Linked DNA regions of Homo sapiens: regions 2 and 3 are each linked to region 1. A link is a loop called in an ENCODE intact Hi-C map of the cell type or tissue named here. Cell type or tissue: endothelial cell of umbilical vein. All regions are shown on one strand.

Evidence for each region. A loop is a pair of places that touch in the nucleus more often than their neighbours do. Peaks named below come from ENCODE experiments on the same cell type or tissue, not always from the same donor. Only the 100,000 strongest peaks of a DNase experiment are listed, where the experiment ranks them.
Region 2: a loop joins it to region 1, with 2.3 times the contacts of the local background. A loop is called at or near these places in 18 of 110 quality-filtered maps.
Region 3: it touches region 1 in a loop (15-fold over the local background); 6 of 110 quality-filtered maps call a loop at or near these places.

What each region holds. Positions count from the first base shown.
Region 1 is chr10:122,138,052-122,146,051 of GRCh38, reverse strand. It overlaps TACC2 (transforming acidic coiled-coil containing protein 2), which reads right to left. Exons shown (of 23, transcript NM_206862.4): 7 at 2,346-2,480. Among named protein-coding and RNA genes, the nearest start is that of BTBD16, 130 kb to the left of the region's middle. RefSeq lists enhancers at 4,584-4,878, 4,604-4,898. In endothelial cell of umbilical vein, a CTCF peak has its summit at 3,092 (motif pointing left); DNase peaks (open chromatin) are centred at 4,741, 5,001 and 5,301; H3K27ac peaks cover 3,718 bases.
Region 2 is chr10:122,224,478-122,232,477 of GRCh38, reverse strand. It overlaps TACC2 (transforming acidic coiled-coil containing protein 2), which reads right to left. Exons shown (of 23, transcript NM_206862.4): 12 at 7,691-7,752; 13 at 5,997-6,112; 14 at 4,470-4,641; 15 at 2,992-3,132; 16 at 2,038-2,127. Among named protein-coding and RNA genes, the nearest start is that of BTBD16, 43 kb to the left of the region's middle. In endothelial cell of umbilical vein, no CTCF peak of the experiment used is centred here; no DNase peak of the experiment used is centred here.
Region 3 is chr10:122,699,844-122,707,843 of GRCh38, reverse strand. It overlaps C10orf120 (chromosome 10 open reading frame 120), which reads left to right and starts at 7,998. Exons shown (of 3, transcript NM_001010912.4): 1 at 7,998-8,000. In endothelial cell of umbilical vein, a CTCF peak has its summit at 3,811 (motif pointing right); a DNase peak (open chromatin) is centred at 3,823; H3K27me3 peaks cover 204 bases.

The DNA of each region.
Region 1 (8,000 bases):
AGCACTGGATGCTCCTTGAGGGCAGGACGGTGCCTGTCTTCCAGACCTCTGTGTCCTGTCCCTAGCACAGTGATTGGCCCAGAGTAATCCCAAGTTCATGTTGCTGAATGGCTCAGATGTGTAAATGAATGAGATTCAGAAGCAACCCACACAGAGTGGGCTCCAGGGCTAAAGGTGAGATCACCCAGTGTGCCTTCTATGACAGGTTGAGAGCCGTGAGCCCATCTGACCTCAGGAAAGAAAGACATAGAGCAAATGGGTACCACTTGTGTCTGCTGGTGCCAGGAGGCACCAGAGATGCTCTCTGACCCTAACACTGCATCAGCAAAAGGTCTGAAGGTTGAAATTTTTATTTTAGATTTCATCAAAAATCTACTCTAGCCCTTGGATAAGTTCTTTTAAAAAAAATGAGGTATAACTTACATACCAAAAAATAGTAAAATTCACTCTTTTTAAGTATATAGTTCCACAAATTTTACAGAACATTTCCATCACCCCCCACAAAGATCTCTTCATGCTCATTTGTAGTCAATACAAATCCCAGCCCCCAGTGCCCACTGATCTGTTTTCCATTCCTTATTGTTTTGCCTTTCCCAGAATCTCATCTAGACTGAATCATGTAGAATGTAGTCTTTTGAGTCCAGTCTTTCTCACTTAGCCTAATGCATTTGCGATTCATCAATTTAGTTGCATGAATCAATAGCTTGTTCCTTTTTATGGGTGAGTAATATTCCTTGGCATAGATATACCACAATTTGTTGATCCTTTCACCAGTGGATAGATATCTGGGTTGTTTCAAATTTGGGGCAATTATGAAGAATACATGCATACAAGTTTTTAGGTAGACATATATTTTCATCGTTCATAGGTAAATATCTAAAAATGGGATTGCTGGGTCATATTGTGGATTTATGTTTACCTTTATAAGAAACTGAAGGGCAGAATATTTGAGAAGAGTAATTGTATTTCTTTCTCCAACACATTTTGGTTGTGCACCTACTATGTCCAAGGCAAACCAAGGGTGTTTCCCCAAACAGCTGGGGATGTTCCTGCTCCCCAACCTCTGCTTGTGCTATCTCACCAGCAGAAAAGCAGACCTCCCATACATTTCCTTGTCCTTGGGCCAAGAATTATGGCAGACCAGGCACTGCGGTGGATCCAAGAGGGGTGGAACAAATGTTCCTGCTCTGCCAACAACAATCTGAAGGATGGAAAGTCCCTCTGGGACTCAGGACCAACAGAGCTGCAGGTAGATGCCAGGAGATACAGGACAGAGAAGAGTTTAATGGTCTAGGTGGCATCATCCAGATAAGGCAGACTCTGGTCCAGCTCTGGGCCCACCCTACTGTTACCCGGTATTCTAGAATATCATCTGCATGTGGTGATGTTCCCTTCCTCTGATTTCTCTACTACTTCCCGACACTCTGGTTTGGCAGCTGGTTGTCTACGCTTTGGGCACCCCTTATATTCTTGCCCTCTACCATGGCTTAGCTTTCAGCACTGTGTGCTTCCCAGCCAGCAGGAGCTCCCTGAGGACCGAGGCCTGCCGTTCTCAGCACACCCAGATGCATTTGGCTCTCTACAAAATACTGTCCAAGAATGCTCTTTAGGAGGCTTTAATGATTTATAATCAAAACCAACTGCTTGCATGGAAACAGGAGTTCCAAATACTTGCTCTAATCATTAACTTTATGTGTCAACTTGGCTGGCCCATTGAACCCAGATATTTGATCCAACCTGTCTCAATTTCACTGTGGAGATATTTTTTACATGAGATTAATATTGAAATCAGTAGATTTTGAGTAAAGCTGATTACCTCCTATAATGTGGGTGGACCTCATCCCATCAGTTGAAGGCCTTAAAGGAAAAGGATTGACCTTCCCCAAGGAAAAGGGAATTCTGCCAGCAGATGGCCTTGGGGCTCTGCTACAACAACTCTTCCCTACTCTCCAGCCTGCCCTGCATTATTTCAGACTTGCTAGCCCCCACAATCACATGAGCCAATCCCTTAAAATAAATCCCTCTCTCTGCATATATATATACATATAAATACATACACATATAGATCATCCATCCATCTATCCATCCTATTGGCTCTGTTTCTGTGCAGAACCCTAACGCACTCGCCCACACCATGCTTCCCACTGTGACATGAGGAGCAGGTGGGCAAGGGTAAACCTGAGATCGGCTATGGCCCAAAGGGTCAGAGACATGGTCTCACGGGGCCAAATGGTCACCACCTTGTTACCATCCTAAATGCGGCTCACCCCAAGACCTAGGGGGCAGAGACCACCAGGCCCCTGCTCTCCGGGGGCAGGTGCTGTGGAGGGGGACTTGCGCAATACCTGCTGAGGTCCTTGGCCGGATCTGGGCAGGAGGGAGTGGAAGCTTCTACTCTGTCACCAGCTGGGGCAGATGGCGAAACTATGTGTTCTGCAGCCGAGGGAGGAAGACCCGCATGGGCAGCAGCTGGGGAGATGCTGGGGACACAATGAGGGAATTATTCCACATGGTGCTGGGCTCATTAATGGCACATTCATCAGGCCCCATTCACCCCACCCAACCCACCCGCCCACACATGGAATGGACTCTTTAAACCCCAGCACTTGGCTCCCCGGCTTCCCCATCCAGGCCTCCACTTCTGCACAGCAGGGCCTGTGGCTGCAACGAAGTGGCTCCCAGGCCAGGCCCTTAAGCTCCTCCCTCCTTAAGCTTCTGTAGAACCGGGTTTCTTTAACAGAGGCAGCTCAGGTGTCCAGGACACGCTATGTGAGTTTTCTCGTTTGATTTTTGTTTAGAGGAGAGGATTTTTTTTATGATGATTTCTATTCGTTTGTGATAGGCAATGAAACTCTACAAGGTGAGAACTAAAATACAACTTTACAAATTCCCCAGGCTTTGCCCGCAAATCCCAAGGCTGAGAAAAATCCAGGGGAAAAGGATGATGGGAAATTCGGGAACCTGCCCCGGGACCAGTTGGGCCACCCGTGTCCTGGGGGAGGAATGAGTTTCAGAGACGGAGTGTGGCCCTCGAGTAGGGAACGAGTGCCCCCTGCTGGACAGCCAGGGAACCACAGCGTGCGGGGCCTCCGGGGGTAGCACTGGAGACCACTCCCCACAAAAGCCAAAAGGCACAGGCTTGCAGTGCAGAAGAGGTTCTGATTTTCCCCACTGGCAAAAAGCAAGGCTAGCAACGGCCTCCACAGACTAAAGCCTGGGAACAGCTTTCAGGGTGGTACCCTCCCAGCCTCTCCAGCCATCCCTGCTCTGGTCCACAGTGGGACTGGCCAGGCTGAAGGTGTCTTGGGGTAGCCAGGCTGGAATACAAGACTCAGCACAGACGGCCTGAAACCCAGCCTGAGGTGGTAGCTGGGGTTTGTGGCGTCACAGCCCTTGCAGTGAGGGATCACTGCTTCCCTCTGCGGGTAAACACCTCCAGGGAGCTCCCAGATTGCAGGAGTCCAGGGTGCGTGGGCCTCTGGGCTGCTATGTCTGCTCACTCCATCTCTTCGAGGTCCACCTGACAGGCTAGCACCCTGGTCTGAAGGGCAGCTGCCATAGGCACCCACACTGTACACTGGACAGAGGACTCAGTCTTGCCCATAAGTCTGGTCACAGCTTAGCAGATTCTGCAGGTCCAGCAGGCACTTCCCAGCCCCTCACCGTCCTGGCCTCAGAGCTCCACGAGGACAGGGGCCACATCTGCCACATCCACCGCAGGATCGCAACCCTGGGCCAGGCCGCCCACAGCAGGCAGAGGGGATACCGCCAAGTGTCCAACTGGCTGCAACCAAGTGTGGGAGCAGAGCCAGGGCTGGAACCCATGCTGCCTGCTCCCTCGGGGCTCCACAGAGGAAAACAGAGCCCAAGAAATAACGACCTAGGAAAGCCCAGAGCAGACCAATCCACGGGGGAACAAAAATTACAAGTGCTTGGAGGAAACCCAGCAAAACAGCAAAGTGGATTCACAGATGGAGTGACTGGCCTCCTTTGTCAAACTATTATTTGCAACAATTTGGGCAGTGGCTAAAATTAATCATTTTGTAAAAGAATGACTCAAAATGAATAATGCAAACTACCAGAGGCATTTAAGCTCCTTAAGAGAGCTATTTTGCACTTTGGAGGCTGACATGTACTCATAATCGGCAAATGGACCACTTACAAACGCAAACTACTAGTCTAACTTCGCTTTCTCAAGAAATTACACTGCTGTGCTCCCCCCTCCACCACACACATCCCACCAAGATTTTACTTAGTTTAATGCAAATTGTGGAAAGGTGGTATTGTTTGTGGTTCTGTGATTTAAGGGTACTGTTTATCAAACTGCAAGGAAGGATCTCTGTCTTAGAAAACAGTGGCGGGTGGGGGGGAGATGCTACCTTAGATCTGTGGCCCGCTGCTAATCACAACAAAGCCAGCTCTGTGACAGCTGACAGCCCTGGGATCTGATGCAGATGCCCAAGGCTACACCTGCCCCATCTCTGAGAACACCCTGGGGCAGCACAACCAAGGCTCACTCACCAAGCTCCCCCGCCTGCCCTTAACACCCACAGCTGCTCCTGTTCCTGAGGGGCCACCTGGCTGCTCCCTCCTCCCTTCCTTCTGTTGGTCCCAACTGCCATGGCCACACCCTTCCTGCGCTGGCTGGGTCCCGTTAGCCAAAGGCATCAAACAAGTGTGACTCAACAGCTCATTTAAGAAAGGCGCCCCCCTCCTTCCACCGCCTGTTGGCTCATACCCAGGGGCCGAGGAGGTCAGGCTCCCACGAGGAAACACTCAGTGACTCACCATCCAAGCCCAAGCGCTAACACATGGGCCCCCACAGACACCTCCTGGGCCCAACAGAACTTCTCCTCTTCCCTCCTGACCCTCCTCCTCCTCCCCCAATTTTCCCAGCAAGGTAGTGGCACCATCAGCCCGCCAGGCCCTGGCACTGACTTCCAGTTCTCTCATTCCCATGCCCCTCATCACCCCTTCCTGCTGAGTCACCTCCTTCTCCTTCTGGAATCTGCCCTCTCTGAGCAGGACTCCTGGGCTATCCTGCTGTGCCTGCTTTCCGTTTTGTCCCCTCAGATCCAAGGCCCCACAGCCACCAGAATGACCCAACTCAAGTTCTGATCAGGTCCTTCCACTGAGTAAAGCCCTCCCTGACTTTCCACGGCATTCGGAAGCTGGTCCTCCAGGAGCCTAGTCAAGGTCCCTTGAACTCCCCCTGAGCTGCCAGAGGGCAATGTTGCTCAAGCAAAGCGAGTAAGCAGGTAGGGGCAGCCGGCAGCCAGCTCCTCACCAACAACCCCAGTCAGCTCCCATCTGCGTTCAAGCCTCCCGTGACCAGCAGTGACTCCTCTTAAAGACATTGTTCTCAGGAAGTCGGGCCCTGAACAAATGCCCAGGACCAATCCCAGGCCTTTGCAGAACCTTCCAGACAGCTGCCAAACCCAGCCCAGAGAGAGCAGGGCACTGATATGGGGTCCGCACATTCTGTAGTCTCATTCCACCTGCTAGAGTTATCTTGCTGTCTTCCTCTGGCGGAAAGCTAGCCTGGGGCTAAACATCTGGGATGCCTTTTTCCATTTAAGGAGTTAATCAGTGTTTTCCAAACCTTATTGGAATAACGAAGAAGCTGAATTCAAATTCATGTAGAGTGTTTATATTTTTGGAAGAGGAAGGATATGTTGATTTAAGTTCAACCTGCTATTTCTTTTTGTTTAGGACAGAGCTGACAGCATATAAACCACCACGCTTTCAGCAGACAGCCATGACTTATTGATCAAGGCGTTCTTTCCTGCTAAGCCCAGCTAGACAAGACCTCAGAATCCATCGCAACACAGATCCCTAGAGAACCATTACCAATGGATCAGAGACGATGGATCTGAAGAGTTTGCTGTCCCTGAGTTAGCACCTTGCTAAGGTCCTCACAAACAACAACTGGTCCCACTGCCCATTCGGCTGCAGTCTCCAGCCACACACACAGCTCCAGGGCTCACATTCAGCCCGACAGCCCTGCAGATCCGGCCGCAGTGAGACACCGTCAGCAGCTGTTGTCCTTTGATTCCCTGGTCAGGGCTTTTGAGTCCCGCTAGGCAGATCCCTCACTGAACTGATAGCAAATTTCATTTCAGAGATTGGCTGGAGCTGCCAAATTAAGCCCTTGTGCAAGGACAAACACCAGAGTGGCCCAGGCTGTCACGGGAGGGTGATAACAGCCCCCAAGGTGCAGGCCAAACACATCAGTCCTGTTGGCCAGATGGGTGACAGCATCTTATCTCCCATTTCACATCACCATCTGGAAGGCATTTAGCACTAACAGCCCTTCCTCCCAGGCCTCTTGATTTTTTTCTTCCGAAATTCCCAAGTGCACATGATCACATAATAGGGCAAGCGTTAAGGCCGAAGACTCAGGTCATGCTGAAGGTGAGATGCAAAGTGCAGAAAGGAAAGTGCTGTGAAATTGTGGGTTTGGAGAGCCAGGCTTGGTTGATACAAATGCTGGACAGCCAGTCCCACGGAGGCCTGGGACTTGATAAAATGAGACTCAGCAATGGGAGATAGAACAGGCGTCTCTCAGAGGCAGCCACTGAAAAGCCCCAAAGCCAAAATCAGAAGGTGCTGAGAGGTGCTTGTGAATTGGCTGGAAGCTCCGAGGCAGGCACATCCAGATATTTCTGGTCGTTGGTGAGATCCACCAGCATTCGAGCACCAGCCAGTTCACGTGAGAGCGTGAGCAGCCCCAAACAAGCTGATCTGCAGATTTCCAGCGGGCGCTGGGCTCCTGCGCAGTTAACCCTGAACTGGCTGGTCAGCTCTTCCCTGGCACACGTCTATCCACTTTACCTTCACAGAGAGAGCCCGTGCTCAGAGGAGGGATGTTATTTTCAAATTTGGCACAAGCAAAACTTAAGCAGGAAGGAAAATATTCACCAAGGGAAAAGTGATAAACACCATCCCAAAACCATAGGCGAGGCTTTGGTCTGGCTTGGATCGTCCAAGTTATGAATCCCCACGCCTGGTCATCACCAGCAGCTCTGCGGGCCCAGGGGCAAGATTTCCTTATGTCCTGAGCTCTCTGGGGATGAGTCCTGGTTTACAGAGGCTACAGGGGTGGAGACACAAGGGATAAAAGGAGACTGATCTTGGATATCCAAGATTATTTATTCAGAAAGTCAAAATCTGCCTATACAGATAAAGCAGCTCAAGAAGCATGAAAAACCAAAACAAGAACAGAATCTTGTGTGAGTGTGAACCGTATGAAATTCTCAATATCTGACACTTGCCAATGTGGCAGTTCATGTGGTTCAACCCCAACAGCAGCCAGACAGACAATGGAAACTCAAAGGCTCTGAAGAAATGTAAAGGTGCACCCCAATTCACTCAGCACGCTGGGTGCTGGCTTCACAAATCTGATTCATGAATGTCAAAGTACCTTCTAAAGGTACAAAGGAATTCTGTTATTCAGAGAAGACTTTTGGGAGATCCATTTTCTAAATTAAAAATAATTCCTCCACTTTATCATTCAGTCTTTGTTTGTTTGTTTATTTTTTGAGACTGAGTTTCACTCTTATCGTCCAGGCTAGAGTACAATGGCACGATCTCGGCTCACTGCAATTTCCGCCTCCCAGGTTCAAGCAATTCTCCTGCCTCAGCCTCCCAAGTAGCTGGGATTACAGATGCCTGCCACCACGCCCAGCTAATTTTTTTACATATTTAGTAGAGACAAGATTTTGCCATGTTGGCCAGGCTGGTCTCAAACTCCTGACCTCAGGTGATCCCTGCCTTGGCCTCTCCAAGCTCTGGGATTACAGGCATAAGCCACCGCACCCAACCTATCATTCAGTTTTTAATAAGGCACCTGCTTAAATAAAGGTTCAACTAACCTTTGTGAGGTGGTTGAACTCACTTATGCATACCCATAGAGGGAAGACAAAAAAATCTTATTGTGCAGTCAGAAAAAAAAAAAATAAACTACATGATTTGGAAGCAAGAGAAGAAATAAAAGCTGT
Region 2 (8,000 bases), 86 kb before region 1:
TTGGGGCACATATTCTGAGAACAGCCTGTAATTGACAAAAAGTCAACTCCTGGCCATTATTTGCCAACAGTCATCTCTGGCCGCTCTCCAAAGGAGGTGGCAGGGGGACCAAAGCACTCAGCACACTCCATATCCACCCTGAGCTACTCACCAAACATGCTCAATTCCACCTCAAACTCTGGACAGGAATACATGGTACTTACAGTGGCCAAACTGCATGCAATTCATTCTGTCTTTAGGCCCCAAGGATGTCTAGAAATAAATCTAGTGGGGGGAAAATCCTCACTGCTTCATGCTTTCTAAAAATCTCGCTTTCATGGAAATTCAACCTAAGCTTATGGTTTGGCAACAAGAACGAGGACATCCCCAATCTGTATTGACATTCTTGTCCCTGCCTTGGGTCTCGCTGTTCCCAGCCTGCACACCCACAGTGTAAGCACCCACTGTCTCTGGGAGGGGTCTCTCTTTTGGGTATGGCCAAGGAGACCTCACTGCGGGGCCCTCAGGGCTGGAGCAGCAGCCGGAACTCCTACTCTTGTACCAAGGATGAGAGACACAGACCTCACTGCCCCCCTGCAGATGAGCTGTTACTCCAGGCAGGCAGGCCAGGGGCTCCCATTTGTATTTTTTCAATTAAAAGATAGGGTCTCGCTCTGTCACCTTGGCTGGAGTGCAATCAAGTGATCACAGCTCTCTGTAACCTGGAACTCCTGGGCTCAAGCAATCCTCCCACCTCAGTCTCCCGAGTAGCTGGAACTACAGGTGTGTACCACCACACCCAGCGAGGGGCCTCTCACTTGGAGACCTGAGTTCTAGTCCCCAACAGGCTGGTGAATCACTGTCAAGTGGCTCCATCTCCCATCTGTAAAATGGGACCCGGATCCACCCACCGAGGAGAGATGCTGGGAGCACCTGATCAGGTAACAGAAGCAAGAGGGAAGTGTCAGCTAACAACAGCAGCTTTCCTTTATCACACACCTACTATGTGTCAAGCATGGTGCCACTCTCCGCACACCAGACATCTGTCATCCTCACAGCAACCTGTACACTGGCTATTATTGGCCTCATCTCACGAACGGCAATACTAAGGCTCGAAGAGGTTCACCTACTTGTTCAAAGCCACAGAGCACAGTCTGACACACCAGGTTCATCGGGCTGTCCAACTTGGGGTGGGGTGAGGGGTGGGAACGAGGCCGCCCTCAGAGACCAAGGTTTGCATGGGCAGTCCAGGGGCAAACACACGTTCTGCACGTCATCAGCAACTCATTCAAATTGTTAATAAAAGTTACCCCAAACTTGGAAGCCAGGCGAAAAGATTTCTGCATGCCCTGTCAATGTCATACTCCATGCTAAAACTAGGAATTGGGAAACTCCACAGGCCAAATGGCCCACTGCCGTTTTTTGTAAAAAAACAAACAAACAAACAGACAAATAAAAGTTTTATTGGAACAGTGCCAGACAGTACGGCCCACAAGGCTGGAAATACTTATCATTTGCACTTTACAGAAAGAATTGCTTAAGCCTGGTCTAGAATATTATCAAATGTCTTGGTTTCACTTACTATGTATTATTGATTAGGGCCTTGTCTCAACAAAGTCAGATGTTAACTTGCAGAAAATAGAAAAGTTGCAAATTATGTTTGCTCAATAGAGAAGCAAATGGTATCTGTAGAAAAAAAAAACCCTCAAAGGTCATGATTTTGTTTTGCTCTGTTGAATTGGTGCTAACCAGTTTTCTATCCAACTTTGCCATCTTAGGCTAGCCTTCTTTACCCTACTGACCCATACATTGGTCTCTGTATTCTCTCTCATTTAACCAGCATTACTATCCCGCGGTTTAGCATTATCGACTTAAATGGATCTTAGCTATGTGCTCAGTGTGTATTTATGCAAGAGTGACGCTTTCAGCTTTTTGGAAACGACTCTTTGCTGGACACCGATGATGCCCGCCTGGCGGATGGTTAGCAAAGCAGCTTCTGGACCCCAGCGGCACACATGACATTCTCAGGAGGTGGCGCACGCAGCAGCAAACCGGTACCTTGGCATCCTGGTGGCTGCGGGAAGCCAAAGCAATCTGCCTGGCCAGCTTCAGGGCTTCTATCCGCATGATGGCAAACTCTAACTCCTCCTGCCCACAGGGAGTGTGGGCAAACCGCAGGGAAATGCATCAAGACAGACGTCAATGGTTTCCACATCCGAGAAATGAACGTGCCACGAAAATGTGTCATGACAGGCACTCGGGAAAAACACGCGCTCCGCCTTTCTCTCACAATTAGCACCTCAGCAGATCATGAAATAAGCATTTAATTTCCTTTTCTAAAAATCACCCTTCTGATTGTCAGGAAGTATTGTGCAGTTGAATACGAAATGATTTTCAAAATGGGATCAAAATTTTTACTGTTCTCTTTTCTTTCATTTCTTTCCCTTTTTCTTTCTTAAGGTAAAGTTGGCCAATAGTTTCCATGAATGGAGCTGCATCTCTCAGATGGCTGTTAACAATCTCTCTAGGTTTGCTCTGAACACCCTAGTCTAGAGGATATCAAATTAAGTTGTCAAATTTAAAGCACAGAGTAGATCATTGTTTTTGGTTCCAGATGCAAGACTGAGCCCAGATGTTATCTCACTGGGAGTCTGAGATAGCCACGTATATATAAACGGCTTGGCTCAGTGGTGATCTAATATTCTTGGTTCAGTGAATAAATCACAGAAACTGCTTTGGGGGCTATCAATGCTTCTAAATAATGACTATTTGGGCCCAGTTTGTAAATTGAAATAGAAATGGTTTGTTCAATATGTAATCACACAATTTACATCACTTTGGTATCGTGGGGAAAGAACGTCACATATACCATCCTTTGAGGGGAAGATATGTCACTGGGAACGTTCTCGGCAGTTCCTCATCAAATCCTGCCTTATTTCATTTGGGCCTCGGGGGTTCATTCTCTACTGAGGTTTTGACAAACTCCCAAAAGGTCACACGTGGGCTACAAACCTGGAGTTTCTGAGCGAATAGTGGGGGGTTCTTTTCTGCTAAGTCGGGCTCCAGATAGTCAAGTGCACCACAGAGAGAGACGGGGTGAGCTAGCCTGCTGAGGAGGGCGTCAGCAGAGGCAAAGGAGCCCTCGGGAGCTGTCTGAAAGCCGGCAGAGAGGAGGACACACAAGAAAAATAGAGGAGAACAGAGAGTGATATTGATTCCAAGCAAGGGCCATGCAGCCATTTGCTGGACATTTTTGCCTTGAGGCTAAAGAGAGTATCAATTAGCTGCCATTACTTGTGGTTTCATCTAGACTAATTCCCACATGCTGACAATGCACATCTTGAGATTGGCAGACCCGACCCCCTCCCCAAAAGCATAGCCTTCAGTGTCCTCCCACCCCCACGCCACCCTCACTCCCTGGTCAGTGAGTGGGAGCTAGCCAGCGGAAGGTGAAAGGCCAGTTAGCTGGTGGGTTTTCCAAACGTAACATAACTCTTCAAGAAATACTTCCAAATATATATATATATGAAGTAAGGTTTTGGTAAAGGTCATTTTCTAAATCACGGAAAGATGATTTCAAATGAAAAAGTGTCTTCTGATAGATCAGAAAGACTTCACAATCAGAAGCCAGCTTTGTAGAAGGCGAACCATGGACGTGTGCTTCAGAGTATTCATGTGAGAGATTGATTCACATCTAGACCCTCTTTTTGCTATTGTTTTTCTAGTATCCACCCCAGCATCCAACTGCCAAACACATAGTAGGTGCTCAATAAACATTTGATGCACAAGAGAAATGGCCTACTAACACAGAACAACAAAAATAACACACTAAATCAAGGGCTTCACACCTGCTTGGGGATTGCTGGGCGGGAGGTAGAGGAAATAAAACTAAAATTCACCTAGAAGGATGGTGCATTTCAGATGTGTGGAAGACCGTGGCATGGGCATCGCTTACTTTGGGGAATGCACAAGGCCATGTGACACGTGTGCTGTGCAGGGACTGGGGGGTAGGTGAGGCCTTCAGCTCAGCTCTGTTTGCTCTGCAAGACCCCACAGGGCTTGGGGAGAGGAAAAGTCCTGGTTTTGAACAGGAGAAATTCCCATCACTAAGTCCCAGGAAAACTAACTGTTTCCCAAAAAAGGGTCCCTTGCCCTCTGCCATCAAGGACGAAGCGGCAGAGGACTGCTTAACGACTGCCCTAAAGCAACAGTCTAGTCCTAAGTGGCAAAAAATGGAAACTAAATAACCCTGAAGGCATATAAAGTACTTAAGTGGGAAATGCAAAACCATACTGGTGGGAATAGAGAACCTTCCCCTCATCCTCATGGTATGGGATTTCCCAGGTTGGCTTCTGTGGTCAGGGAGTCAGGGTGGGACCCATGGCAGGTGCCAGGTGAGTGTTGCTCTGAAGGCCTGGCCTTCTTGGTGACAATACGCAGCTGGCCCACACCTCATCCCCTGTGATCTGGGGCCCTCCAACTCCACTTACAATTTCAATCGCTTCTGAAGGGGTGCCCAAGCCCATGGCCTCCAGCTCCTTCTGGGAGGATTTCTCTGGCACCTGCAAGTGTGACTCTTGGTTAGGGGCCAGTCCTCGTGGGACAGGATGCTGGTTTTTCGCAGCAGTGTTCACAAGGGCTTCAGTCTCTTCAAAACTTGACCTGGGGGAAGCAAAGGGCATCTTTCTTTAGTCTTCTCATTGGGAAACCCACTGAAATCAACCAGGATGCCCTGACCAAGTCAATATCACAAGGAATCCTGGACTTCCAGAGGGATATGAGCCAGGTCTCCAGTGGCCATGCAGCCTCTAGGCTGGGCAGTCACCCCAGGACCAAGTGACAAGGGAGGGGCAGAAGCACAGATGCCACTGGCTACAGACCCGAGCTCTGCAGTTCAGCAGACCACCCGCTGCTTGGTTGTGGACTCTGGGAAAGTGACTGGATACCGTGCCTCCATTTCCTTCTCTATAAGATGGAGACAATGGACCTCTCTGTGAAGATTAAATGAGATGCTGCATGCCTGTAAAGCACTTAATGTGGTACCTGTCACCTGGTGCCACTACTGTTTTAACAACATAACCACCATCATCATTGTTCTCACCACCCTGGGCAGCCTGCAGAGTCTCTTTTGTAAGTCTGAGAAGTCAATGCAAGCACTTTTACTCCTGCTTAAAGGGGCAGGCAGACAAAAATAGGCTGGTCCAAATCTCACAGCAATGCCCACACTTACTTGATCAAACAATGCACTGCTCCAAACATCAGCCCTCATAAATGCAAACATGAACACCCATATCAATAATGTACATTTACCAGGCACTTGAGGTGTGCCAGGTACTTCAACAAGAGCTTTACACACAGCATCTCTCTGGTAGACAGAGTGCCCTCTCCCCGTCACACAGCTCGGGGACGCTCTGGAAGACGGATAGCCTCCTTTAATCTTCATCAAATCCCTGCAAGGTCCATTTCATTATTACTTTTACTTTACATTCAAGGAAGCTGAGGCCCAGGAGAGGCAAGTACCTCACTTCAGGTCACACAACCAGGAGGGGGTACAGGTGGGATTCGAGCTTTGAATGCTGGGCCACAGTGTCCCCCTTTAGACAAATGATGGAATAAAGTGTGTGTGCACTGGGCGAGATTATAGGGAGTGGGACACACAGTCAACTGCTGAAGGATTTCACTTTAGTCCAAAGGGTAGCCAGTAACAAAACCAATGCGTTTATGTCCCTGTGGACATTCAGAGAGACTGAAGTGTGGGCTGGCCAGGTATTGTGGCTCATGCCTATAATCCCAGCACTTTGGGAGGCTGAGGTGAGAGGAGCCCTTGAGCCCAGGAGTTTGAAACCAGCCTGGGCATCATGGTGAGACTCTGTCTCTATTAAAAAAAAAAAAAATATGTGGCATGTCAGCCGCCTGAATCTATGCACTGAAATGAAGTCAAAATAACAGCATGAAGGTGCTCAGAGGCTTTAGAACATCCAGCATGATGTGTAACTCTCTCATCATGGAAGTCATACCCTGAACACGGCGTCGGGGACTCTGACATGCGGACGGGAGATGACTTGACAGGGCTCTCCTGAGAAGTGTCAAACATAAGGTACAAGGCCTGCTTCTTCGGGGCATCGTCGTCCTGCTGCAGGGATCAAAATCACATATCAGCTTGGGTACAGTTGGCCTGAACGTGCAACGGAGATGAAAACTGGAGCACTCTTCAACAGAGAACAAATAACCCATCAGGGAAAAGCCTTCATTGTTCTGGAGCCACCAGGAAGAGAGGAGGAAGTGGGGCCTGGTTAGGAGTGAGGTGGGGAGGCCAGGAGGGAAGGAGGATGCAGAGAAAGTACAACTGAGTTCAAGTAGGAACGTGGCCAGGGGAGAAGACGCCACGGCGTTGGTGAGCTGGACTTTGTTCAATTCACCAACATTTACTGAGCACGCTCTCTGGGCCAGGAGCTGTGCTGGCCACTGCAGATAAACAGAGAGGTAGGGCAAGAGCCTAGACCTGGGCTGACCATAGCTGAATGAGCCCAGGGCAGGGGCAGGGCCTGGAGAGCAACTCAGCTGGACTAGAAACAGGGGCTGTGGGACTGGCATCTCTCAGTGATGGGAAGACCTTGAAAGACCCCCTCCACATGCCCTGCTGGGGTCCCCAAATAAGTCCCTGCAACGGCCGGCAGGTATGCTGCTCTGCACTGCCATGAAATCTCTGGGTGGCTCTGCTGTTCCTGAGCAGGGCATGCTCCTCACGAATTCATCCGCGAGGCCTGCCAACGCACCAGGCAGTGGGTGGTGGCACAAGAGGAAGGGGCCCCTTGTGGTTTCAATCCATTTAAATCAAAGATCTCAAAACACACGACAGTTCCCCTTCAGCGGTAAAATGTCTCGCCCTCAGTATTATGTATATGGCCTCAGCTACTGGGGACACAGGTGTGGCCACAGAGCTAAGCTCTTTAAGCAACGCACAAGGGGATGATGACAAAGCCCATGTGCTTTACTCAGGAAGCTGTGATCTCACTGACGTGGCGCATGAGTTAAGCCTGTGCATGGGGACATTCTCCCACCCAACCTTCAGGTCTAACTTACAGCAACCTGCAGTTTGGAAGCAGTAACCCCGGCATCTATGACTAATGCAAAGAAAGATAAAGAGCAACATATCCAGGGCCACGTAGTGCTGTAAGCAAGCAAGCCCTCCTGTGTGCCACACGTCTCCGAGGGCATCGCTGACAACAGCAAGAGGTCACCCTTGGAATAACATGCCCTAGGGCAGCAGGTATTATGCCAGGAAAGACAGTGCCCATCATAACCTCTTAAAATGAAAAACCAGGGAGAAAGGCTTATTGCCCAGAGAAAATATTCAGTTAATTAAAACAATTTCTCAAAAACAGCTAATCGTATACCTGAAAAACCATCACCACCTCTTTTTTTTTTTTTTTTAAAGAAATCTCTAGCTCTTTCTCAGTCTAGGAAAGTAATTCTGCAGGACGTCTAATTGTATTCTATCATTTTCTCCCTGAAAATGTCAAACGAAGTGGATTGAGTACAAACCTCAACCCCCCAGCCCCAGTCCATCACTGCTGTGCACCCGGGAAGCTGTGTACACAGAAAACACTCGATTTGGGGTCTGAGCTCCCAGAGACACTCTGCACAGGGGAGGAGGCCCCTGAAGGCAGGAAAGCGAGTCCCCTAAGTGGCCCGAGGCAGACGAACTTACAGGTAAGGAGGAGCCAATTTTCTCCATATATTCAATTTCATAGGAGTTTCTGTAATCCAACTCTGCAAAAACAAAAACAAACACAAACACAAAAAAACAAAAGGTGAGGTTAGTGCCAGAGGAAAAAAATGGGAAGATCTGAGCCAGGCAGGGTGGGAGCTATCACAAGGCTCTGGGCTTTCTGACGGTGCCCACTGTCTAGAGACTTCTCATATAGCCTGAAGAAAAGGCTCAGTTCGGCTATTTTCAGACAAACGGTAAATGTCTTGCTGTAAAGGGGCTTCTGCCATTAGGGAGGCTGAGAAAGTCC
Region 3 (8,000 bases), 560 kb before region 1:
TGGACCAGTGGCGGCAGCAGCAGCATCACCCAAGATATGCAGACTCTCAGGCCCCACCCAGAACTACTGAGTCACAATCTGCATCTCAACAAGTTCCCGAGTGAATAGCAGGCGTGGTACAGAGTGAAAGGAAGCTGGCCTGGGCAACGCCCTCAGCTGCTGCCTGTGAAGGATCAGAGGAGGCACAGCCTACATCAGAGGGATGAGACGATGCACAGCCTCCACATATATAGCGTGGGGTACTTTGTCGATTAATCTAAAAATATTCCAAATCAAAAAGTTTATTTTTTAGAAGGAGTACACACTGTGTGATTCCATTTATTAAAAATTATAGAAAATGGAAAGTAATCTATAGTGACAAAAAACAGATCAGTGGTTGTGGGACAGAGGTGAGGGGAGAGAGCGATTACAAAGGGCATGAAAAAGCTTTGGAGGATGATGGATATATTCATTATCTTATTGTGAGGATGGTTGTTTATATACATAAAGCCCATCAGATTCTATATCTAAATATGTGTAATTTATTTTGTATCAATTATACCTCAATGAAACTACAAAAAGAAATTTAAAATGTTAGAAATATTTGTCCTTAGATATAAATAATCTGTCCCTAAAATAAAAATAACCTATTAGACTCATCACTGGCTCCAGAAACCTACTACAAGTCCAGCCCACCAGCTCCCCAGGGAGGACGAATGCCCCCTTGGGGTTAGAATGTTTTAGATAGATGAAAGTTGTCGAAGAGACTAAGCAGATATTGTCTGCCTTGCCAGAAACAAGGCTACGCTAAGACAAACCTCGTCCAGTTTGTCAGAAGACACAACAGGATTGTCAAGAATAAATTCCACTTGAGAGCAGGAACTCAACAAGAGTTCCTTGGAGAGGGTAGAGACAATGGTGGACTCCACCCTTTCTTGGACCAAAATGTTTGTTTGTGACGATTGGAGTGATGCAATGAATATTCAGAGACTAGTATTTGCCACAATCCAGGACCCTCAAGCTCTTTATTGAGCATTTCCATGAATGTAACTTCTCACTTCATCTTCCCAACTACCCTCTAAGACAGGTCATATTACTATCCTAGTTGTACATATGAAACAGAGGCTTCCCAGTTTACATGACTCCCTAGAGACAGTAAGCTGTGTACACTGCTGGTGGGAATGTAAGCTAGTTCAGCCTTTGTGGAAAGCAGTCTGGAGATTCCTCAAAGAACTGAAAACAAAATTACCATTTGACCTGACAATCCCGTGATTCAGTATATAGCTATGTCATTCTATGATAAAAACACATGCTTACATATGTCCGTCACAGCATTATTCACAATAGCAAAGACATGGAGTCAACCTAAAAGAATAAACCCATTCTCCTATGTGAATTAATGCAGGAACAGAAAACCAAATATCACATGTTTTCACCTGTAAGTGGGAGCTAAGCATTGGGTACAAACAGACACAAAGAAAGGAACAATAGACACCAGGGCCTACTGGGAGGACAGTGAGGATTAAAACACTACTGATTGGATACTATGCTTATTACCTGGGCAATAAAATAATCTGTACACCAAACCCCTGTGACACATAATTTATCCGTATAACAAACCCACACATACCCCCTGAATCTGAAATAAAAGTTGGAAGGAAAAGAATGACATAGGCATTAATGTTAAAAAGAAAAAGAGATAGTAAGCTGGCAAGTAGCGAGAGGCACCCCTCTGCTCACATCCCCCCCCAGAAATAGGGTTGCCTGATAATAACAGGATACCCAATTAAATTTGAATTTTCAATAAAAATGAAAAATTCTTTGTATAAGTAAATGAGACATATCTGAAATTCAAATTTAACAGATGCCCTGTATTTTTATTTGCTACATTTGTCAACTTCATTCAGAGAGCCGGTTGTTAACATTTACTAGCACGCCAGTGACTTCATACCCATGCTGTTGACCATCATACTCTAGTATCTCTTTATTAGGATCATGGCATCAAAACCCATCAGAAAAGTCAACTAATACCTCAGGGTTTTATTCTGTGCCCTCAACTGACCACATTTCTAAAGAGAAAATTCAGGCATCTAGAGACATATTTTTTGGAGCTTTTTTTTTTTTTCTTTGAGACAGAGTCTTGCTCTGTTGCCAGGCTGGAGTGTAGTGGCATGATCTCGGCTCACTGCAACCTCCACCTCCGGGGTTCAAGCGACTCCCTTACCTCAACCTCCCGAGTAGCTGGGACTACAGGTGCCTGCCACCACGCCTGACTAATTTTTTGTATTTTAGTAGAGACGGGGTTTCAACATGTTGGTCAAGATGGTCTCGATCTCCTGTTCTCGTGATCCACCTGCCTCGGCCTACCAAAATGCTGGGATTACAGGCATGAGCCACCGTGCCTGGCCGAGCCTATTGGCTCTTAAAATGTGCATCTATTGGCCTTACCGTGAAGATGAACGCCTACCATATTACCTCTCCAAATTCAAGAACCCAAGCCCTCCTGTACTTCAAAAAAGAATTCCTCATGCCCTTCAGTGGATTTTAATAGCAGCAGAGGCAACCACAGGGGGATTCCCAAGGTCTCCTTTCAGAAAGATAATATGGTGTTGGACAATGATCTCCATTTAATTGGCCAAGGGAGGCTAGAGAAGATCTCTCCTCATGAGCCCTGATGCTGTTTTTCATCTGCTTGGCCCCCACTGGGACAGACTCCATCTCAGAGGGAAAGTGCTTGTTGGTAGGGCCTGCAAAGAACCCAGCAGAAATTCTGGGGGAAAATAAAAGACACATGTGGGCAGGAATGTCAGCATTGTTGACTAGAATCTGAAGTTTGATGAAAATCACCCTTTTAGGGTTTTGACTTCCCCAGTTAATAATCTGCTCCCCTAAGAGAGACAGAAGAAGCAAAGATCAAGCTTATGACACCTCATTGTGGCTGAAACCACTCCCAGAGGGCTAAATGAGAATTGGCCTCTCCTGCTCCTGGGTCTCACTCTTCTGGGTGAACCTCTCAAAAGAGGCTCCTCAAAGAGGCACAGCTGACCCCATTCCTAGGTAATGGTTTGGAACAAGGCTGACTGAGCCAGGTCTCCTCAACCCTTGTGCCGAAAGGAAGGAGACTGAGGAAACTAGGCATCAAAGGACCCTTTCATGCCAAGAAGGGTGAAGGCTCAGCCTGGAAACCGGGACGTCTGAGGCACTTTGCTGTGGAACCCATAGAATTCTGTCCACAGGTGCTCTGCACAGGCTGTCCATTGTCTGATCCTTCACAGGCAGCAGATGAGAACATTGCCCGGGCCAGATTCCTTTCACACTTTACCACGCCTGCCATTCACCCGGGAACTGGCTGAGATGCAGATTGTGACTCAGTAGTTCTGTATGGGGCCTGACAGTCTGCATGTCTTGGGTGATGCTGCTGCTGCCACCGCTGGCCCAGGGACATGCTTTGAGGATCACCTCTTATTGAGTGACCTACACAGAGAGTCACAACTTTGCTTCTCTTGGGAACTTGTTAGAGGTGCAGGTCCTGGCCCAGACCTGCAGAATCAGACTCCGCATTTCCACAAGACCTCCAGGAGATTCACACGCACATTAATGTTTGAGAAGCACTGACCTAGAGGACACTTCCCAGAATGTGGTGTGCCCTGAGCTGGTGGTTTTGTAGAGGAGACTACGATTTTAAAGAGCACAGCTCCTTATACAAGGTGTGGATCTCATGCAATGTTAAGAAGGAGCACCATTTCCACGCTTCAAGGCGGCTACCTGCATAGACTCAGCCTTGGAGAGAGGGAGATGGCCGATGGGTCTTTGGAGAGCCAGCCTCTGCAAGATCCACCAGAGGGAGCCAGAGCCCAGGGATGGCTGCAGGGGCAGCTGCCAGAGGGTGAGGAGTCCCCAGGGTTTTGTGTATGACTTATTCACACACCGTCACACTTTTTGATAGCCATTATAAAAATAAGTTGCAAAATATGCTTAAAAGAAAATAAGGTGGAAAAATAAAGTTAATAAAATGAGGATAAGACGTTAACAAACTTCAAAAGAAAAAAATATCAAAGGTTTTAGAGAGTGACATAGGAGAATATCACTGTGTGAATGTGTGTATGTGTCTCTGGGTGTGTGTATGTGTATGTGTGTGTGTTTATGTGTCTCTGTGTGTATGTGTATGTATGTGTATATGTGTGTGTATATGTGTCTGTGTGTGTGTTTGTGTGTGTGTGTATATGTGTGTATATGTATGTGTATGTGTATGTATGCATTTGTGTATGTGTGTGTGTATCTCTCTGTGTGTATGTGTCTGTGTGTATGTATTTGCATGTGTGTATGTGTATCTATGTGTGTGTATGTGTATGTGTATATGTGTGTGTATAATATGTGAGAGTATCATGAGGTAGGAGATGATTTTTTAAACAAGACATGAAAGCACTAACCATAAAGGGAAAGGCTGATAAATTAGAGTGCAGCTAGTATAAAAATAAGGACTTCCATTCATCAAAAGACACCTTAAAGACAGTAAAAAGGTGAATTGCAGAGTAGGAGTGGGTATATGCAACACATTTAACTGACAAAGGGCCTATATCAAGAACATATAAAGAAATCTAACATATCAATAAGAAAACAAAAACTAGAAAATAGTGAGCAAAAGACTTGAATAGACATTTCACAAAGAATAATCTCAATGGCCAATAGAAAAAGTGTTCAATTTTATTTCTAACCAGAAAAATGTAAATGAAAACCATCCAAGATACCATAACCAATCTACCTGTATCGGCAAGATGAGTATCCACAGGGATTCTCATACACTACTGGTGGGAATGTGAATTGGTAGAGAAAAGCATGCACGTAATCCCAAGGAGACATGTAGAAGAATGCTCCCCAAATCGGAAACCACCCAACTGTAAGCAACAGATGACTGATAAATAAATCATAGCATCATCATGCTAAACAACAATAAAAAGGAATGTACAAGCATATCAGTAAGAGAATTGTAACTTTTTTTTCATAAGAAGGGGCACAAAGCAGACACAAAGGAACACATACTATGTGAATCTGTTAATATAAAGTTCAATAATGGGTAAAATTATGTATAGAAACGAAAAGCCTGATATTTTAAAACTATAATACATTTAAACAAATTATTAAAAACCTATGAACTATAAGTAGGTGTCATGGTTAATTTTATATGCCAACTCGATTAGGCCATGGGGCCCAGGTATTTGGTATGATGTATTATTCTGAATGTTTCTGGGACAGTGTTTTGGGATGAGATTAACATTTAAATCGGTGGAGTTTGAGCAAAGCAAATTGCCTTGCATTGTGTGGATGAGCCTCACAAAGGCCTGAATAGAACAAAAGACTGACTTTTCCTGAGCAAGAAGCAATTCTGCCATCAGATGGCCTTTGGACTTGAACTGAAACACTGACTTCTTCCTGGGCCTCTAGCCTGCCAGCCTACCCTGCAGATTTTGCACTTGCTAGCCTCTGTAATCATGTAAGCTAATTCCCTAAAATAAATAATAGATAATAAATCTCTCTCTCATATGATTAGTATATATGTATATGTGTATATATATTTATATATATGTGTGTATGTGTGTGTGTACAAATATTAATTATAAATATTAAGAATAAATGAAATATGTATAAAAGATAAAGTCTACAAGACAAAGAAATAAAGAAAACATGAAGTAAAAGATGAAAGACAGATGTGAAAGGCAGTTCAAGAGAATTTGAAAATGGACCAGGAGATGAGATTGATGTCTATGAATACAAGTCAGGACAAAACCAGGTAAAAGTCAAGAATAAAACCTAATGTAAAAACAATTGAGGGGAAATATCTGTAAAAGAAAACAAAAGCAAAAAGCCTGGGAATGACAATGAAAGAGAAGGAGAGAAGGAAGTGAGCTAAAAGCAGAAGTTTGTGGAACCAGGTGTGAGAAAAGCAGACTTTCCCACAGTATAGAGCCTCATGGCTGTGGTGACACCCCGCCCAGGTGTATCCTTTCTCACCCTCGTTTTCTCTGAAGTCTGGAGGAGCTGGACCCTGACAATGACACCTTTACCTGTCTGTACCTGCTGTGGCAGGGCAATAACTTTTCCATCTAAATATCTGGAGTTGACCAGGCTGCTGATGCACCATCAGCCCTGGAATATCCCCACAAGCCCATAGCCTGAAGTAACCTTAGTATCACTGTGTATTTCCTTTTGGTCTTTTTTTCCTCTTGCATATTTGTATTTTTACAGCATCCAAATTATACCCTATATAAGTTTTATATTCTGCCTATTTTTGCATCCCATTATGTCATATTACAGAAAATTTTTTAGACTCAATTTTTAATGGGTACACGATATTCCATCAATTGGAGTCCAACAATCCCATCGATTGTTCCACAAATATTTGTTGAATGCATATGATGTGCCAGGTGTTGTATGGCTTGCTCAAGGTCACTTAATTAGCAGTTGAGTGTGGGACACATGGGAAAGTCAATGAATGCACTGCAAAAGGCATTTTCTTCACTGCTCAGAGGCCCTCTGCTGATGTCCAGGCTCACAGATGGTCCAGGTAACTGAATTTGCCTGTGTCAACTGGAAAAGTACCTCTGTATTTTAGTGCCTACATGGGTCTGAACACTGGCCCAACTCTTAATATCCACCATGGATTTCTGGTAAGGGAAAGGAGTTTTAGGACCTGTGTTTGTCAGCGATAACATGGCAATCTTTTTCCATGAGCTGCTTCCTTACTTTTTAAATTTATGTTTTCAAATACCTAATACATTCATGTGGTTCTACATTCAAGACAATATCTTCATGTATACCATGAAATGGCTCATTCCCACCACTTCTTCATCTGCTGAATACCTACTGTCTTACTAGTTTTTTGTGTATTATTCTGGTTTCTTTATGCAAATACAAATATATACATGCTTATTTTTTCCCTCCCCAACACAAAAGAGTATTCTAGAATTTATATATGTTTTCATCTTGCTTTTTGCATTTGATTATGTTTCTTGGAGTTATTTCCATATAAGTAAAGGTCTTCCTTCCTTGATCTTTTTGACTCCTATAGTCCTATACTCCATTGTATGGCTAACTAGAATTCTCTGACCAATTACTGGTTAATGGGTATTTGAATTTGCCATGAGGTTTGTCACCTCAAACAAAGTCACACTGACCAACCTTGGGAGTAATTTATTTTGTACACATAACTGGGTGAAAGGGCAAATACATTTATAATTTTGATACATATTGCCAAATTACCTTCCATAGAGTTTTGGCAATATCAATTCCCACCAGTGCCATTCTTAACCACACCTTTGAACAGGGTCTCAGGACAATTGTTTACTGAGTTAGCAAACTGAGCATCTGCCCTACACCATGCCCTATGCTGACAACCACACACCAAAGAAGAATAAGATGCTGTTGGTACCTTCTTTCAATAGAGGGAGAGACAGACTTACCAAGAAATCTGACTTACCAAGCAAGTCATTATGTGAGAAAGCACCATAGCATGAGGCAGAGAGTGCTATGAGAACATGGACAAAGGGTGATTTATTCTGCAAGGAGACATTCAGAGGAAGCAACAATTAAGCTGGGTCCTGAGAGACAAGCAAGTTGCCAAGGATAAGAGAGTTATTCAACACATGAGGGGACTGTGAACAATAGCTCAGACGCTTGTTTTGAGAATGATGGATAGTGTGGCGTTGATCAAGCATGAGGAGCTAAGGCTGAAGAGACTAGTGAAAGCCAGTGAGAGAGATTTTAGTTGACTGAGTCTTCCTCTTGTGAAAACTGAGCAGTCTTGTGGGTTTTTCAGTGGCAGTGACATGGTCAGATTGCCTCCCAGCCACATTCTCTATCCATTCTCTTCGACTCCAACACACCAGGAGCCTGGTAATGTGTGTCCATTTCACCCCAGGGGATCATTCAATGTCTTAAACTCAGACCTCACAATAGCCCCCAGGTAAGCCAGTTATGATGCAAGAAATGTTTGTGACTTACCCTCGGGCCCTCATCACATTGTC